Regions from separate parts of the Homo sapiens genome. Here region 1 is linked to region 2. The links are chromatin contacts, found by Hi-C or POLR2A ChIA-PET in ENCODE. All regions are on one chromosome and are shown on one strand. Each heading gives the region's core, a stretch centred on a gene start or an enhancer-like site at or near the end of the contact. The rest is flanking DNA. Distances are from core to core; before and after follow the strand shown.

The links. Hi-C counts contacts between places; a loop is a spot of excess contacts on that map. ChIA-PET counts read pairs that join two places held with the same protein, here RNA polymerase II (POLR2A). Pooled maps may share reads with other maps.
Region 1: a loop to region 2 is called in a map of gastrocnemius medialis, with 3 times the contacts of the local background. The contact joins the enhancer-like site here to the promoter of ADGRA3 in region 2. A Hi-C loop is called at or near these places in 13 of 168 maps with a recorded cell type or tissue (Caco-2, HepG2, IMR-90 and 8 more), 2 of 37 single-sample maps with no recorded cell type and 18 of 50 pooled maps. POLR2A ChIA-PET finds 5 or more read pairs at or near these places in 11 of 52 experiments (A673, GM12878, H1 and 6 more).

The regions. Positions count from the first base shown.
Region 1 is chr4:22,456,989-22,459,688 of GRCh38, forward strand. All of the region lies in intron 3 of ADGRA3 (adhesion G protein-coupled receptor A3), which reads right to left. Among named protein-coding and RNA genes, the nearest start is that of MIR12115, 57 kb to the right of the region's middle. Within about 2 kb of position 1,308, at least 2 of the 41 ENCODE cell types and tissues checked have a DNase peak (open chromatin) inside an H3K27ac peak, as active enhancers do; they include gastrocnemius medialis and psoas muscle, where a contact is called at or near this core.
Region 2 is chr4:22,514,710-22,517,409 of GRCh38, forward strand. ADGRA3 (adhesion G protein-coupled receptor A3) reads right to left here and starts at 1,357. Exons shown (of 19, transcript NM_145290.4): 1 at 819-1,357. The coding sequence starts at 1,075. MIR12115 (microRNA 12115) reads left to right here and starts at 603; the gene lies at 603-676.

The sequences.
Region 1 (2,700 bases), core at 58-2,557, 58 kb before region 2:
TCTTCTTGTAAATTGTTGCATAAACAAGCATATCTAGGCTCTATTTATAATCTTGTCTCAATTCTGAGCTTTAAGTGGTGCAATCACCATTGATTCTCTGGGAAACAATTTCATTACAGCTATACCTACTTAAAATGGTATTTAGATATTGATAATGGGTTGTTATTTGGATTGAGAATCAACTTAAATTCGTTGATAAAACAAGAGAAACTGATGGATCTAGGGTTCACCTACTTCTGATAGTATATTCTTCAGAAAGCCACTTCAACTTCCTAAATCAAATTATTTATAAACTAAAGGCAAAGGCATGGTTTAATAACAAAAATACTTTATGTGTTCTTGTTAAGGGAGATGCACAACTGAAATTAATGACTTAAGAACCCATAAGAAAAACGGTCTGTATCTATGAGCAACTAGCAAACATCACTACTGTCAAATATCTTTATATCCCGTTGAGTTTACATACAGGACTTCTTCAGCTTGCAAGCTGTGTACCCTAAGTTAATTATAAGTCATCTGTTTGGAATTAAGAATGTATCTTCTAGTGGGAAGAATATTATAAATGGCAATTACCTTCCTAAGCAAGAACACAAGAGACTACTTAACGTGTAACACAGTGAAAGACTACTAAGGCAATGCCTGGTACAATATCAGTAATTATATTAAATACTCCTGAATGAGAATTTTTAAAATTCATTTTGGATGGCAGTGCTTGAGAGATTATTTACTGAAAGATAAATAACTAGATGGAGAATCTAAGATAGTCTGCAGAATCTAAAACATACTGAAGAAACTGCTTTTTATTAACAATAGGTTTTCTTCAAAGTATATCTCAGCATAGAGATAAAATCAGCATTAAGATAGTCTGCAGTATCTAAAACATACTGAAGAAACTGCTTTTTATTAACAATAGGTTTTCTTCAAACTATATCTCAGCATAGAGATAAAATCAGCATTAATATTTTTATTACCTAAAAGCTGTGACTACAACAGTGTGGAACACAGAGGGAGGGGATAAGAAAAGGACCTGACAGTATTATTTCACATTCCTCCCATTGAGGGAAAAAAATAGATTGCAGGGAAAAATATTCTAAAAGTTCTCATACTTTCACATCAGAATCACTGGGAGGGATGGTTGAAATAAAAATCATTCAGCATCAGCCCGAGTTTCTGATAGGGTAGATCTTAGCCCCTACACTTTTGCTTTCTACTTGAGGACTCATGTTCCTAGGCATGGGTGCAAAACTGACTCCAGCACAGACAGAAGCACAAAGAAAGTGAGTCACTGCTATAAATCATGCTCACCTGCTGCTGCCCCTCAACTCCCTAATGACCTGTGTCTGGAGGTGCAGCCTGTTTACGGTCATGCTCCATATCCCCTGCCTGTGTCTGGATAGCTGAGTCCTAACAACTTCCAAGACTCTTAGCAGCTAAACTCTAGCTACTGCTTCATCTCTTTGTAAATGTATTTCAATTCCATATCCAGACTCTTGGTCGGTGTTCGTAATTCCATTAGACTGCAAACTCCTCGAGAGCTTCCTGATTTACCTGTGTGTCTCCAGACCCTTGCTCACAGTTGGGCTCACAGGATGAACTTCATGAATTTTTGTTGAACTGAACTGACACCGATCACCACCTTATCATTTTGATTACGCTGCTACACCTGGTTGATAGTCCTTTTACTGAACTCTAAACCTGGCTTGGTCCCATGCAATCTGATGCCTAATGTCTACCCTCCTATAATGCTTACCTTCCTTACCTAGAACTCCAATCTCCACTACCACCTACCCCAGACCAGCCAGCTTTTCTAACTTGTTCCATTAAAAGTCTTCACTAGAAAATAATAAAGTGCAGAATGGGCAGAAGAGAAGAAAACTGATTAGTAGCAAGATCTCCTCCAGATGGCCCTGAGTTTCTAATGAGCGCAGACAGACTGATAAACACAGGAGACCACCACTCACCCCCAGCAAAAACTATGGTAGGAAATTCCCTACTGATTCAAATTGTAACTAATTTTAAAAGACAAAGAGAAAATCCTTTAACTCCTACCTTTCTTAATCTTACAGAATTCTGACCCTTAAGGCTGCCTGAGAGAGAAAAATAGGAGGAAAGCTACAGACGATAGGTTTTTAGATGAAAGATATTTTACTTGCAAAAGCAATAAAAAAAAATCTTTTGCAAAAAAGAGCATGACCAATTTTTACAATTGGATTTTACAATAAAAAGGAATAGGTTTTGCAAATACTGCACGTTCTCACTTCTAAGCGGGAGGTAAATGATGAGAACACATGGATACATAGAGGGAACAACACACACTGGGGCCTTTTGGAGGGAGGAGGGTGGAAGGAGGGAGAGGATCAAGAAAAACAACTAATGAGTACTAGGCTTAATACCTGGGTGATGAAATAATCTGTGTAACAAACCCCCATGGCACAAGTTTACCTACGCAACAAACCTGCACTTGTACCCCTGAACTAAAAAGTTAAAAAAAAAAATAAAGAAATAGGTTTTAAACGACTAAATAAGACAGACGATGTCAAAAGTATTAAGATGGAAAGTCAATGTCAACATTTAAGTCATGGCATAATTAAACTAAAAGCAGCCATACCCAGTGTTATGATGCAAATACTACAGAAAACCAGTAAGACATAAAAAAAATACCCACACACACTGGAGGCGGAAAAAAAAAGAAAACTTAAA
Region 2 (2,700 bases), core at 107-2,606:
CTCGACAGTCACTGGGGCCAACTGTTCAGCTAGAATTGGCAAAACTACGTTTGCAAAACTGAACCGTGAATCCCAGCACAAGTGAGTTACCAAAATTTTTCCTTCCAGGTGGAAACTCAATCCGAAAATCAAAAATCCCTCGAGTTGGAAGGCTCAATAAACCCACGGTTTTCAGTTCCAATGTTCCTGGCTTTTAAATATAAGCCCTCACAGACACGAAAACGGGACTGCAAGGTACATAAACAGATTGATCTGAAATGTTTCCAGCCCTTAATAACAACTCTATCTTAAAAGGTGCTCTTTAACTGTAATAAAACTAAGATAGCAAAAGGCAAAGGAAGCGTCTTGGGGTTTGGGCTCGCACACAGTCCTTGTGTTTTGCAAACTCTACCACGTAAGTGTAACTTAATTTGCAAAGAAGCAGAAGGACTGGCGCTTGCAATCAAGCATTGTGTTTTCTGGAAACCCAAGCCCAGGATGAATGAGCTTTAACTCTGTTGACTGCGTGTTTACTTGCATCCTCACGTGGCACCGCGCAGCCCAAAAGCGCTGCGCCGGGGACAGCGCGGGGAGCGCCTGAGAACCCGAAAACTTTACTTTGCAAACTAGTGGAGCTGGGAGGCAGCTCGGACGCAGATTCCCTTGCCTTTCCCTGAACTGCACCCATGCCAAGCACACGAGGTCTTTCCTAGCACCGCCCCCTGCCTACAGCTCCACACAAAGGCGCGTGGGTGCCGGCTGGACCCTGCTCCAAAGTTGAGCGGAGAGATAAGAAAGAGCCGAGCGGGAGAGGACCCAGCGTCGCGGGAGATACTCACAGGGTGACCGTGCGGTTGGGCAGAGTATCTGGGGGCAGGACCTGCGCGAGTTCCAGGCTGCTGCACACCACCTTGCCCTCGGCGGCGCCCGCCGCCCTGCCAGCCCCTCGGGGCCGCCCATCGTGCTTGCAGCCGGCGGGCAGCGCCGCGGCGCCGCCGCCGCCGCCGCCTCCCAGCAGCGCGAGCAGCGCTAACAGCGAGAGCGGCAGCAACAGCGGCGGCTGCGCGCGGCCCCGCCGGCGTCCGGGTGGCTCCATGCTGCGGGCCGGGGCCTGCGGGGCGAGCGGCGGCGCACTGGCCTAGCGGGCCGCCCCGGAGCCCGGGCGGGCAGGAGCGCGGCGCGGGCCCAGCGGCGACCGGAGCCTTATGGCGGCCGGAGGACGGGCCTTCCCCGGCGCGGACATGCTCCTTTGTCCGCTGCGGCTGCGCTGGGCCTCTAGGGAGCCGGGGGTCACGGCCGCATGGGTCCCAGCGCCGCTCTACCGCCCGGCGCGAGCACCGCCTCCTCCTCCTCCTCTGCCGCCGCCGCCGCCGCCACTGCCTCCTCCCCTGGCCAGGACCCGCGCGCGGCGGCTCCTCCCCGCCCGCCGCCGGCGGCCGCCCCCGCCCCTTCCCCTCCTCTTTCCCGGCTCTCCTGCTCTCCCCGTGTCTGCAGCTGCCCGGGACCTCGGGGAGGAGGCGCGCGCTCCCGGGACCTGCCGAGCCCGACTCCGACCCGGTGCGCGCCCGGGCCTCGGCCTCCGGGCAGGAGTTGTGGGGAGCCCGCGGGAAGGCAGTAACTCGTAGAGAGAACGGAGGAAAGTTCGAGTCCGAACGGAGGAAAGTTCGAGTCCAAACTCCACCCGCGGTGGCCACTCTCCTGCTCGTTTCCCTTCGCCGCCACCGCGCTCGCACCGCGGGCACAGGACAAAGCAGTCTTGTGCGCTCCTGGAGACTGCCCATGTGGCCCAAGGAGCCTGGCCCGGAGGATGGAGTAGGGACGAGAGTAGGGAATTTCCCTGACCAACCCTATGGGAAAAGTACCCAAAACCAAGTGTTTCGGAAGGAATCGCCTTCTCACCTCATTATGGTAGTCTTATTTGTCCCAAATACACTGGAGCCAGTAAACAGGTTCCTCTTCAATACAGTGAACAATCTGAAGCTGTTTCTGGCCTTCAGCAACAACAGCGATGGTCTCTAAAGGATGCATCTGGACCTCACTAGAAAGGCAGCCTTTTGAAAGAAATTCGACAGGCAAAGATACTTGAGATGTTCACCAGTTCGAGCAATAATGAGCAAACCCTCCAAGAAACCCCAACAGAATTGATTACTCTGACTTCCAGCCTCGCCCTAACATTTGCAAGCCCAGGGCTTACCTACCCTATGTTTAAAATTTTACAAGGACTATATCATGCTAATAAAATATATTCTGTGCTCCTGCCTTGAGAAATTACCTTCATAACAACCTGGAAGGTTTGTAAGCAGGATTCTCAGACACCTTGGAGTTTCTCCCTGAAACATGGCAGGTGGGAAAGAGTCAGATCCAAACCTTTGGCCTGTACACCTTCACCGTCTTTGCTTCCTGTGCCCAGCTATCTTCAAGGACAAGAGGGGATTTTTTGTACCTGTGTGTGAACACCGCAGCCCACAAAACCAAGTTCTGTTCACACTTTCTAACAGCCACCCTCTGTCTGCGTCTGGATCTCAGGTGTGCCTATACCAGTTGTTGGGTCCTTCATTGGGAGGACAGTTCTCAGAAGAAGCTAGCTCAGGGCCAAGAAGTGGCTTTGGTAATACCAGTCAGGGAATTCCAGGGTCCTGGGTCTTGGGGACATAGTGGGTACCCAGGCTTTGGGTGCTGGCCTGGAGATTTTTCACCCCATAAGAAGAGTCAGGTTGGTGT